Regions from separate parts of the Mus musculus genome. Here region 2 is linked to region 1. A link is a contact called in ENCODE Hi-C or POLR2A ChIA-PET data. All regions are on one chromosome and are shown on one strand. Each heading gives the region's core, a stretch centred on a gene start or an enhancer-like site at or near the end of the contact. The rest is flanking DNA. Distances are from core to core; before and after follow the strand shown.

Region 1 (7,127 bases), core at 3,795-6,294:
TATATGTGTATGTGTGTGTGTGTGTGTGTATGTATATATATATATTTGACAAATTCTGCAAGGTCTTTCTTACAAGTCTCATCGTGTGTCCACAGAGGAGAAATATAGCCACAACACCTTGCTCCCCATCTAGCATTCCCATACTCAACTCTTTCAAATGCCATAGTATCTTTCTAGTTTTACTAATTTTTTTTTTTTTGCAATGGGTATATATGCATCAGGGATACAAGGGCCTTTCATGCTCTCGATGACAACAGCTCTGCCTTCAAGCTACAGCTCCTACTTTTGCTGACATCTCTAATACAATTTTTATTTTATATATTTATTAATGCTTGTTTTGTTGAGACGAGATCTCACTATATAGCTGTAGCTGGCGTGGAGAAAGCTCCGTAGACCAGGCTGGCCACAGACTCACAAAAATCCAGTTGCTTCTGCCTTCCAAACGCTGGAATTCTAATTAATTTTCAAAGCATTGAATTTTGGTTGTTTTTAACTGCTCAAGAAAGTCTCTGAAAATGAAGCCAGGGTGACATCTAGTGGTCCTTCTGGGCCACTAATTTATTCAAGTCATTGCAGACAAGATGTTGAAGTACAGGTTGGAATAAATTATATAGTCTTAGAATGATTCTGAACAATCTAAAACAAAATCCAGCTTATTTTAAAGCTTGCCCATTTCTCTAGGCAATATTTTATACACAAAAAGAGTCACCTCTTCATGGGTCTTCCTAAGACAGCCTTAGGTAGCCGGCAGCTCCTGGCCTGCAAAGGCCAGAAGTGGTTTACACACTGCCCCCGAAAGCAGGTTCTTGGGAAAAGCATGAAGGCACGAAAGTTAGTTTATTCCAATAGTATCTCCATGCTGGAACTTTCCCTGAAGTACAGAACCATAGAACATTATGATGGATACTTCCCCATAACTGGGGTTCAGCAAGAATCAAGGAGAACACAAGGAACAGACAATGTACAGCACCTGCCCCTCAAGCTACAATAAGGCCCGTGTCACAATAATCACAGCACAGATAATCAAAATCTTTCCGAAGGGGTCCACGGTGATTGTAATTGCCATGGCGGTTTTATCAGCGTACATCGGGCACGACTCATGGATGGTATAAGGCAGGTGGCGGCAGTTTATTCAAAGGGAATTTTGTCTCCATGATGTTAGATCTTAAAAGGTCAGCAGAGCCTCATGATGCACACCTGCCACCCCAGTGCTCAGCCACAGAAACAGGAGTATTGTCAATTCAAGGGCAGCTGGGCTACATGTGACATTCCAGGCCAGTCTGGGCTATGTAGGGATACCCTTGACTCAAAAAGCAAGCAAGAAAACTAGCAACATAAACTTACTGTACAAGGACTTCGAGAATTCCAGGAACACATGAGCAAATAACACCATGTGATATATATATATATATATAAACAGAATGAAATTCTCTGGGCATGGTGGTACACACCATGTAACCCTAGCATTTGGAAGGTGGAGGCAGGAAGATCAGGATTCAAGGTCATCCTTGACTATGTAGTGAGTTTGAGGTCAGCCTGGGCCACACAAGACTGTGTCTCAGAACAAAACAAAGCAAAGGGAGTGGAATACATTTGTAGAAATAAACCTTCAAAACATACTAAGTAAGCCGGACACATACAAGCAGACACTGGGGGCCAGAGAGATGGCTCACCAGGTAAGAGTACTTACTGCTTTTCCACACTTTCCAAGCTTAGTTACCAGCACCTATATGGTGGCTCACAACCACCTGTAATCTAGTTTGAGGGGATACAACTCCATTTTCTGGCCCCAAGGGCACCAGGCACGAATGTTGTACATATATGTTCATGCAAGAAAAACTCTCGTACAAATAACATAAACCTTTTTTAAAAAGCTCTATTTGCTTATACATATGAGCAGTGCCTACAGCAGATAAGACCATAGACACAGAAACTAGAACAATGATTGCTGGGGTTGGAGAAACTAGAATATAATAAGCACCAAGTTCCAGCTGGGGAAGAACGAAGTTTCAGAGAGGACTGGTTATAACAAAACAAAAACCAAATACAATAAACAAACAAACAAAAAACCAGCAAAAGAGTGTGTGAGCTAATGCCACTTATAATAAAAATGCCAAAAATGGGCCCCTGGGCCAGTGAGACAGCATAATGGGTAAATGTACTTGTAGCCAAATCTGACCGACTGGCTTTAATATCTGGGACACATATGGTGGAAGGCAGGAGCCAAGGCCTGCAAGGTGCCCTCTGACCACAACATGTGCTCTACACAAATAAACAAACAAATAAATGTAATTTTCAAAAGGTTTAAATAATCATTGTATGTATATTTTAACATACGTTTAAATGATAGTGTTGTTGGAGTTGTGATATATATATGATATACATATATGTATATGTATGGGATATATATGGGATATGTGGCATACATATTTAAAATACTGTTCTAAGCAACTGTGTTACATTAAAATGTATATAAAACAACCATATATATACATATATATACACATACATACCATATGTAGGTGTGTATTTTGCAGCATTTGCATAGCATTTATGATTGGAGTATGATTCCTAGAACAACAGGGGAAAAATGCTCAGTAGCATGGCTGGAGAGATGACTCAGTGGTTTAAGAGCACTGGCTGTTCTTGTAATGAAATGTGATTGGAATCACAACTGCCTGTGACTCCAGTCCCAGGGAATACAACACCTCCTTGGTGCAAAGACATACACACACACACACTATATATATATATATATGACACCCACACACAACACATTTAAAAATTTTAAAACAAAGAAACAAAAAACCAAGATGATATATTATTCATCACTCATCACTTAAGCCTGGTGCCTATCAACGTCTGTGCAATAATGAATGGCTGCTTAAGGAATCCTGGACCCCTTCCTTCCTCTTTAAGCTCTTTGTTCTATAAGGCAAGGAGGTGTTGTTTTTATACAGTTCTTGCCCTGCAAGTATGAAGACTGGAGTTTGGGTCCTCAGCACCCACATATTCAAAAGCTTGGGGAGACAGAGACAGGAGGCTCTCTGGGTCTTGCTGGTGGGTCAGTCTAGCCAACTGTGAGCTCCAGGCTCAGTAAGAGACCCTATCTCAGGAACTAAGGTGGAACCCGCAGTATGGCTCAGCTGGGAAAGGGACTCACCTAGCAAGCTTGACTCCCTGTGTTTGGTCCCAGAACCTATGTAAAAAGGCAGAGGGAAAGCTCTCTCCGAGGAAGATACCCCACACTGACCTCTGAGCTCCACTTGCACCCCTACTATAGTTAATGCTCTCTAGAGGAACAGAGTGAATGCATATTTAGGCTTTACTACTTCACCTTTCACAGTAAGGTCTGTATCCCTCTGAAGAGGCTGAAAACCCAGGACCTAGTTAGTGTATAAGGCTGGGTGCCTTAGCAATCCTAGGCTGGTACAGGAGGTGTGGGGAGCCCCTGGTCTTCAGTCCACATGGGAAGGCTAAAGAAACTGGGTTCTGATGGTAACAAAGGATGGTAGGGACAACCACAAACTCACCTTTGGAAGGTTTCCCTTCCACCCCTCCTAACTGGGCTAGGACCCACATTTAGGCTGAGGCTTCCTAAGTCACATAGCCCGATCAAGAGAAGAAAAAACTTTATTCAGGGTACAAACACACACAAAATGAGACAGCAATAAGAGTCACGTGTTAGGTAATTAAAATGTTTTATGCCAAAAGAACACACTTATGTTTTGATAGAAATGAAAAGGTTTAAAGGAAACTAATTGGAACTTGTTTTCAGTCTAGTCACAGAGGCTAGCCATTTATCGTCCTGCTTAGTGATTATAATTTCCTGTTTATGTACTTGACGCTATAGTCCTAGTTGTTTCCAAGGCAGTAAGCGGTATGACAAAAGTCTTCAATGGTACTTCATAAAAGGTTACAATTTGTAACTGCATTACATAAAAGTGTTTGATATTTATAGTCAATTTATACACTGTATATGTGTTGTACTACTTAACCTTGATAGTTAACAGAATCCAACATCACAAAGCAAAAGTTGATCTATACACTTCTGTAAGAGCATAGTCTAAGAGGCAGAAGGATTCCAAGTTTGTGGCCACCCTAGGCTACGTAGGGAGTCTCTGTCTTCAAAACAATAACAAACGCTACAGGTTGTATCTCTCATCTTCCGCCTCTTTGGAACTCTTTCTTTGGGATGCTAATTTGAACAGCACGCTGGAGTCTGAGTGTATAGTCGTTATAACGACAGAGTAACCGAAGCACAGAAGAGGAAACAGCTCTCCGAAGGCAGAAAGGTCAGTTATCCGAAGAACTCTGAACCTGAAAAAACAGTCCGGACGGAAGTGCAACTTAAAAGCACAGGCTAAGCACAGGCGAGCTGCAAAATGCAAGTTATTCTGTTAGCTTGAACAGGCAGGGGTGGGGTGGGTTAGGGGGAGTAGACTGCACATGTGAATAAGGATGTCAGCCTGCCCCTCTCTCTGAGCGCTGGTAACAGAGAGGATCTGTGCCATTTGGTAGCTGGGAGGATCTTTGTGGGGTCTTTGTGAGGACGACAGGAGAGTGAGGCTAGATAAGGAGCCGGGTTGCAGGGCAGTAGTAAGCGAAGAAATGTGGCTTGTTGGGCCTCCCTGGTTGCCTTGGCGACGGGGTAGGGGAGCGGGGAGCACGTAGCAGTCCGGGGGCGTGGTCTTACAGGCTGCCTGCCCCGCCCCCTCACGGGCAGCGCTCTCTCAGGCCCCGCCCCTCTTCTTCTGCCTCAGCCTCCCCTCTCCCCTCTCCCCTCTCCGGTCCAGCCCTCCTCCTCACGCCCCGCCTTTTCTCGTACCTCAGCCTTCCGGCTTCTCTCACGCCCCGCCCTCCTTACGCCCCGCCCTTCCCTCACACCCCGCCCCCTTTCTCCCTAAGTTCCTCGCCGCCAACCGTCAGACCGGGCTTGCGCTCCGCAGAAGCAGGGAGCTCGAGGCCTCGAGGTGGCCGGTCGGGTGCCGTGGTAAGGTAGCTGCGCGGGGTCGCGGTCTCGGGTGCAGTGAGAGCCGACAGGGTCTCGCAGGTGCGGCCGCGGCCCCCGCGGACATGCGGCCGGTCTCTTAGGGCTAGGTGTTGTTAGCAGGTATGCGGACGGAGTGCGCCTCGGGGTACAGGGAAGGGTCGTTCTCCTTGAGGACCTGGATCGACTCCTGTTCCTTCTGGAACTTTCCATGGCCTTATGGTCACACGTGGAAGCAGCCCAATCACTTTGTACAGCTGTTTTCCACTTTGTACACTGTCCCTGTTCTCCAGGGGCAGTGGCGGGAAACCTGGGTCTTCGTGACTGCAGAGTCACTTGCAGAATTCTTTGAGTCCAACAGGACTGCTCCCTGCTCACTTTTGTTCCGGCCTGGCTCCTGGGAATCTCTGGAAGAGATGGGAAACTGTGGGGACAGACAGTGGAGTCTCGGGCTGTCACCAGTATTTCGTCCCACATGAGACTGTGTGACTGTAGCCTCTTGATAATCCACTTCAGGTCCTAGACTTTCCACCTCAGCAACAGCCTCCTTTCCCACAACACTTGCAGAAGTCCCCAATTGAGCGGTCCTAGGCATTGCTCCTGTTAAATGTCAGGTTGGCTTTAAGGTCACGGGAATGCAGAAAACAAGTAAGTGGTGTGGGCTGTTCCTCGGTGTGTTTTGGCTGATAACTACATAAGAAAAAAAGGTCCAGAGTGTTGAATCTTCCCAGAGGGTGAGTTAGACAGGGCTGCTAATGTGTGTATACCTATGGTCTATGGGAGTGGGAAAGTTGAGGCAGAGATCTGAAATGCCAACCTCTGTGCCACGTTTTTCATTTTTTTAAAGATGTATTTTTATTTTATGTTAATTTAGTATTTTGCCTGCCTGTGTGTAAGGGCACCATGTGGGTGCCTGATGCCTGTGGTGGCTAGAAGGGGTTGTGGGATTCCCTGGAACTGGACTTACAGAAGGTTTTGAGCAGCCATGCAGGTGCTGGGACCTGGACACTGGCAGCAAGTGCTCTAAGGCCTAGCCATCATTCCAGTCCCATATTTTAAATTTTAATACAGTTATCTATTCATTTTAGTTGAGTGTGAACTACATTTAGAGGCTGTTTACCCTCTAAATGTAGTTGTTAAAGATTTATTTGATGTATCTACAAGGCCTTTGCTTGCTGTTTTAGTTTCGGGGGTGACTCTGTTCTTCTGTATTAGAGTGATCCACTTTAAAACTCTAGAATCTAAAGCTGGTGTGGTGGTGCACACCTTGAATTCTAGCACTCAGGAGGCAGAGGCAGGCAGATCTCTGTGAGGTCTCCATAGAGAGCTCCAGGCCAGCCAGGGCTATGTAGAGAGACCCTGACTTAAAATACAAAAACAAACAAACCTATAGCATCCATTTAAAAGGGCCTTTTTCGAAACCACCTATCCCCAGAGGGCATGGGGTTAACTGTATGGCCTTACAAGCCAAATACTGGCCACCTAAAAAGTTAGCTCTTAATCTCTGGAGCCTGGAAGTGTCTTTGAGAAAGGTTTTGCATATGTGACTTAAATCAAGAATTTGTTTTTAAATTTTGGATTTATTTTTGTGTATGAGTGTTTTGCCTGCATGTATGTATGTATGTATGCCATGTTAGTGTTTGTTGCTCACAGAGGTCAGAAAAGGGCATCAGATTTCCTGGAACTGTAGTTACTGATGGTGGTATATATACTATCATGTGGGTGCTGGGAACCAAACCCAGATCCTCTGCAAGAGCAATGCGTGCTCTTAACTATGGAATCATCTCTAGCCTCAATGCCAACATCTTGGAAGGGAGGGATCATCTTAAATTATGTTTGTCCTCAATGTAAACTCTCGGATCATAGAGAAGCAGAAGGAGGTGGGGAAGAAGATAAGACTACAAAGGCAGAGACTAATGTGGCTAAATCTAGGACATATGTAGAGATGATAAGTACAATGAAATGCATTAAAATTTATCCAGGACAACTTAAACAGATCCATCCTCCTTTGCATTTGCCTGTAACTAGAGTTAGCCATAAAAAGTGTCTTTTGTGAATTTTCTGTAGGAAATCATGGGATGTTGGAAATTTTAGAGATGTACTGGTCAAATGCTTTGCCCAGGCAAAGGCATCCAGT
Region 2 (6,425 bases), core at 1,978-4,477, 420 kb before region 1:
ATGGATACAGAAATACTAACCCATCCAAAATGGAGACATATCAATCAGAGAGGAGCACTCTTGCTAAACTAGGTACACTCTGGAAACAGCACCTATGCTCTGGGGCCTTCTCGGGGACAAGGCCCAAGGCCAGTGGGGACATGGGACAAGCTAGGGATGCAGATTAAATATGGAACAAACAGTACCACATTAAACCTACACCTTTTGCCTGGTCACTAACAATGTATCTCTCTACTGAAGAGAGGTATGAATCTAGTCATGAAAGGTAAGCATTTGTAACTGATTATATACATTTCATGATACAGAAAACACAGCATCTGATGAACTGGGTGTAGCTCAGTGGTAGGCTGAGCAAGAAACACAAGCCCTGGATTCAATTCACAACATGGTATAAAACCACCACAAAAACCCAGACATTTATATACAAGTACCTCTGTTTGTTAAATCTGACTTTTTACTCACAGCAAATGTCACCCTACAATGTCTAAAACTGAGAGCACCTTCCTCGGATTACATTCTTTTTCTCTGGATGGGAGCAGTGGTTTGTACAGACAGAAGAAAGATTTATGTCTTCCTCAACAACTCTGTTTTTTGGTTTTTTTGGTTTTTTCTTTTTTTCTTTTTCTTTTTTTTTTTTTTTTATATGACTTCTAAAGAACTAAAGGGAACTCCATTCATGAATAAGTCCACTTCATAGTACCTCTTTCTTTTTCCCCATCCCCTTTCGGTCTTTTGTCCAAACCACAGAGCAGATAGAAGGATTGGAGAGGTAGAAAAATGTCAACATTACAGAGGCAGCACAGCCATCTAGGAGCTGGGCTTGGGGACTCTTCTGCATTCACGGGAGTTGTTCTGAGCACACCAATTCCATATTCCAGAGAACAAACTGAAACAGTCTGACCACGCTCTGCAGTCTCCCCAAAGTCTTATCCGACTTCAGAGTCCATTCCTGACCACTCCTACGACTGGGGAACCAGTGTCTTATGTTCAGGTTTTAAGTAATTCCATCTTAATTGCAGTGACGACAGAGAATTTGCATAAAGAAGGGATCTTCTCTGTATCCACATGCCTTCAGAACCTCCCCTCCCCTACTATCTGAACGAAAGGTCCTGCACAAGGAAGGACTCTGTGGTTGTAAGCTCACATATGGCGGGCAGACACGGAGTTGGATATAATTACAGCCACACAGCTAAATCTCAAACTCACATATTGTTCCTATTTAATTGACATAGATGAACTTACTAATTTATTGGAAATGTGCAGCAAATTATTCCGACCACCTCCCCCAGCCCTCAAGAATGCACTGGCGATAGGTGTTACTGGGGGGGGGGGGGGGGGACCACCCCCTACACAGGATAAGTGGGTTCCCAGACACTTGCAGAGGCTTCTAAAACATACATTGTTATTTTAGTTCTTTGAATCTGTGCCCTGAAAAATAAGGCCAAGAGTTAACCTTGATTTCCTTACCATAGTAATAAAGAGGTCAGCCCAGAGACTAAGCAAATCCCCTCAGTAAGGACAGCCTCGCACCAATCAACAAGGGCATAATTTGTGTTTTGAAGAGGAAGCCAAAATTCTTAAGAATGTGTCATTTAACAGAGTTTGAAAGGTCTAAAAAGACCCACACAAACACTTAATGATGACCAGGGAACATTTTCTGATTGTGGGGGGGAAAAGTCTTTCAAAGAACCTCAAACTGCAGCAAAACCATCAAATTGAGGTAATGTTGCAGTGACCCCATGAACTTCCTGCTGGGCTAAGACTCCTCAGGGGGTGCAGAAGGGTGTGTGTGTGTGTGTGTAGAGATGTAAGTGGGGAGAGCCAAGAGACTCAGCATCTGGGGTTTGGCAGCTTTCAACATCTAAGACTTTTCTCTGTATCTGCAAAATGTCAGGCCACCACCTGAAGCTAGCTGCAAAGTTCGAAAGGGAAAATTTAAAAAAAAAAGATGGGGTACTAGCCAGGGAAGGACTCCCCCGGAGTCGCCCCCAGGGCAGACCAGGCAAAAGTGGGCAATGAACGTTGACAAAGAAAACCCGAGAGAAGAGGACTCCGCCTTTCCCACTGGGCTTGGCTCCTTTCAATAAAAAGGAAAGGCGGCCACTGCCGCCACCGCCCCTTCCCTCCTTTTCACCCTAGGCTAGAGAGCAGACCCTAAACTACATCCTCAAAGTCCTACTCGCTCTAGCTGGCTGCCGGAGTTGGAAACCCAGAGCCTACACTCCCAGAGGCACAGCCCGTGGCGCGTACCCCAGCCCAGAGCATCCCCTCTCTGACTTCGGGTGCTGGGACACTTCTCCAGGCACGCACCCTCCCTTCCTCTTCCCGGAGCCCCGTATTCACTACTGCCGCCCCCGGCCTGCCAGCCGCAGAGTATTTCAGGACTTCCACCCACCCCGAAAGGGAGCCCTTTGAAAACTTTGTGTGTGTGTGTGTGTGTGTGTGCCTAGGGCTTTGTCCACATCCTGGGCAGGGCCCGGGTCACCCGGGTGGGCGCCTGAGGGTGTCCGGAATTTCACAATGCACCCGGGGGGGGGGGGAGTAAACCACCACGGAAATCCCACCCCTTTGACCCGCTTCTACGGCCGTGTGACACAGCGCTTCAGCACCCAATTCTCATGCCCGGATCGCCCCCAGGGCGCGAGAGAACCGCGAGGAAACCCTCCTCAGTCAGCGCCTTCCTCCTCTGTCACCAGCTAAGCCTTGTGCGCCGTGAGAGAGAGGTAGCTGGGGAAAGCAGCAGCTCAAGCAATCTCTTCTAAGGGCGCCTCACAGAAGGGTCCTTTTCTTCCCACATCCCCGAAACAGGGGCGCGCCAAAGCGATCTAATGTTGCATCAGGTAGGCTCTGAGCCTGCGGGCTCCCCAAGCTCCCCTCCGCCCCAGACGCGCGCCCAAATTCATGCACACACCCACAGCCCCCAACAGCCACCACCCAGAGCCCCCCTCCTGATCCCCGCAAGTCTCCACCCGCACGCGCCCCGAAGCGGAGACCACCCGGCGCCCCGGGATCAGCACGCTAGAGAAGTGAGGCCCCAGTACTCACACTCGGTCTCCCCACCGCCACGGCCATCGCGACTGTGGCTCTGGCTGCTCTTTACCGACACTGGCTGCTGCTGGTGCTCCGGCTCCCGCTGGCCTCCCCCGCGCCTCCCTCGCGGCTGCGCCCTGCTCGCGCCCGGCTCCCGCGCGCCTCCAGCCGCATCTGCTCGCCCGCGCCGCCCCGCCCGCTTTATTCCAGCAACATGGCCTCCCGCCTGGACTCGACCATTAGCTGCCCCGGGACGGGGGTGCAGAGAGATCCCCAGCCCCAGCCGAGCAGACGAACGCAGCAGGTGAACCGTGATCCTGGTCAGCTGATAAGATGATACGCTTTGAAGTCAGCCACCTTCCTTCCTGTGGCTTTCTTCCGTCCCATTAAAGCGTCCTGTGCCGGGACACTGCCCGACACTCCCCCTGTTGCAACACGTGCTGGGGTCCGCGTAAAAGCCTAGGCGCGGAGGTCCCAACCCCGAGCTGCCACGCGCTGCGCGGAGCCGGCACCTGGGGCTGCTATGGGGTGGGGCAGGGAGGCTAGGGGACCGCAGGGTGCAGAGGTTGTACCTCTGGAAAATTGACCTGGTGACACGCCCCACCCGGAGGAGCCCTCTTAGAAGGTGCGGTGGGTAACTTACTAGGGCCGAGCGCGCCCCACGAGGAAAGAATTGCCGGTCTGCTGGGCCTTCCATCAGAAAGGAGACTAAACCAGCTGCTGGAAGCCGTCGCTGTGGTGTGCGGCCGGGCTGGGGACCGCTTTTCCAGAAAAAGAGGACCTAGTCGTGAACGACCCAACCACCGCTGCTGGGGACAGGGAAATTAATTAATTAATTAAAAAAACTTGAGTGCTCGCTGGAAAAATTAAGCCGTTTGTGAGCTTGCTCCAGAGCTTTTCCCACCGTGTCACACTGGAGAGGTTACTGGTGCGAAGAGGTCAGTGGACGTGATATTGGATCCCGGAGACAGACCGGATGACCCAGGGCCCGGAGGCGTGCAAGCTCAATCCTGGCTGCGGGGTGTGGTGCACAGCGAAGGCGAGAAGCGGGTGACAAGTGGGTGCGACTCACAGCACAGGGAACTGGGAGGGCTCCTCCACCACTAAGAAGGACTTCCCCCCACCCCCACCCCCAGCAGATGTTGGAATAATTACAGTGTCTGAGTGGCAGGCGAAATGGCGGGGTCCTTGTACATACATCTGACATAGGCTTAACAGGGAGAAGTGTAATGCGCTGTGGGTGTCCACGCATGGTAGACCCACGATCACGTGAGGATAGCTACTCACGTGAGTTGAGGAAAGTAGGTGACTTGAAGCGCAGGGGAAGAGGCAAGGGAAGGGCTGTATTTAGCCCACATGAACGCGCCCACGGGGCAGGGGCGTGGGGGGAGAACTAGGGCGGGCATCTGAGAGTCATACCTGAGACTTCAAACATCCAAGTTTCTGGGAACCCACTTTTGGCTACGGGATTCAGATGCTCTCTGTCCAGTCTTTGGCTGAGGGTAAGTGACTAGCACTGGTTCACCAGTAGCTGATCTGATGCTGGGCTGCTCTGGTAGGTGAGTGAGGAGCTAGAAGCTGCCTAGAGTGAATTCCACCCTTGGCGGTGGAACCTAGGGAAGAGTGTGTTGAAAGAGGAAGGCTCTGATGTAAAGCCAGATTCTGGCTCACTCAGACCTGAACAGCACTAACTTGTTCTGATTACTCCCTGTTCTATAGAGAAGATGTCTTTTGAGAATAGGGACCTCATTTACACCGTTACACAGTGTCGAGTTTGTAAGATGTCACTCGAGTGCTCCGCAAGAGCTCTCAAAAACAAGAATTACCTTTCCTCTGTGACTCTAATGCAGTGCTTTCTTGTTCTTCGGTTGGGGGTGGGGGGTGGGGGTGCGAATAATTTCTTATTCAAACTTAAACCTTTTAAGATTAAAAGGAGAGGCCCGGTGCTATATATAACCTCAGATGACAACAGGCAGGAACTGTGACTTACTTTCACCCCAGCCATTGTTGCAGATGAACCAGGCCGTTAAGAGGTTGTCATAGTAATATTCATCTCTCAATAGACTATGAACTCAAGAGTTCTTGCCTTTTGGCTTCTAGCACACACCGTACATGTTGAACAGGACTGTCCTCCAAGCCAAACAACTGTCATCTTGGTGCAAATGAACATCCCAGCTGTGGCTACTGACTGTTTATCTCACTCAGAGAGGGGAGTGAGGCTCAGGAGCCCCACACTGGGTATCCAGTCACTTACTACCACGCTTTCTATGTGCATCTGCCTTCCTTGCATGTGGCCTCCAGGAAAGGCTAGAGTGTATATAGGCTGAGAAGCTAGGAGAGTGGGGATCCATCTGTGTGACTAGTGGAAAGCCTTCATCCCTGCTGGGTCATGTTAGTTTTCAGTGTGGCCTCTAAGAAAAGAGCACTTACCCTTCACTAAGTAACCCCTCACCTGTGATCCAAGGAAGTCCAATGAACTCACTGCTTTCCAGAGTGAACTTCGGTTGCGTGGTGCCTCGGTTTGTCTGTGGACCTTAGGAGGAAGGGTAGATGCTGCTAATGCCTCCCCTAGGGAGGAATTTGAGCAACATTTGCAATATTCAATAAAGTTGAATGATCAATACATGTTTACATATTCTATAAATGTTGAGTGGAGATGGAACTTGGGACTAAGGCTATGGATAATCAATTATTTCCATAGACAGAATTTAGTACTTGATCCTAAGGGCAGTGACAAGCCCAAGGGGTTAGTAAGCCTAGAAGTGATTTCAATTTTTCATTTCAGAAAAGATATATGATGAATGTTTAACATTGTTCCTCGTGTAAGATCAGTGCCCCTTCTTAGTGGGACCCCTGATTATTTGGAGAGATTTTCCAAGTGAATCTTGCACCTTGGTAGAAAGTAACTGTCTCTTATTAAAGGTTCCTGAAAATACAACATCCATCAGGCCCTTAATTTCGTTCCCTTAGTGCCCTCAAGAGATCACATGATCTACACTCAGAGAGGTGACACTGTTAAATTTAATTCTGGAGTTAAGTAAAAACAAAACCTTTGCATTCTAGGTTTACTCATTCTAAGTTTTTTAGGTAAGTTATCTAGGTTGTTTCTGTATCTTTCCCCTTTCCTTTAAAAAATCTAATGTAAGAGTGCTTTGATGCATTAAGAAAGTACAAAATATACAATGGGAACAATAACAAACAGATACAATGAGAAATACATTAAGAAACAAAACAGATACAATGTGAAAAACACAAAACAGATACAATAAGAAAGACAAAATAGATACAATGAGAAAGACACAAAACAGATACAATGAGAAAGACACAATACAGATACAAGAGGATAAGGTAAGAAACCGGGATGCTGGGCATGGTAACAGACCTTACATCCCAGC

Evidence for each region. A loop is a pair of places that touch in the nucleus more often than their neighbours do. ChIA-PET counts read pairs that join two places held with the same protein, here RNA polymerase II (POLR2A).
Region 2: a loop to region 1 is called in a map of Patski, with 2.1 times the contacts of the local background. The contact joins the promoter of Septin11 here to the promoter of Ccdc158 in region 1. A Hi-C loop is called at or near these places in 1 of 37 maps with a recorded cell type or tissue (Patski). POLR2A ChIA-PET finds 5 or more read pairs at or near these places in 1 of 5 experiments (Patski).

What each region holds. Positions count from the first base shown.
Region 1 is chr5:92,673,044-92,680,170 of GRCm38, reverse strand. It overlaps Ccdc158 (coiled-coil domain containing 158), which reads left to right and starts at 5,044. Exons shown (of 25, transcript NM_001360018.1): 1 at 5,044-5,113.
Region 2 is chr5:93,090,218-93,096,642 of GRCm38, reverse strand. Septin11 (septin 11) reads right to left here and starts at 3,227. Exons shown (of 10, transcript NM_001009818.2): 1 at 3,046-3,227. The coding sequence starts at 3,072.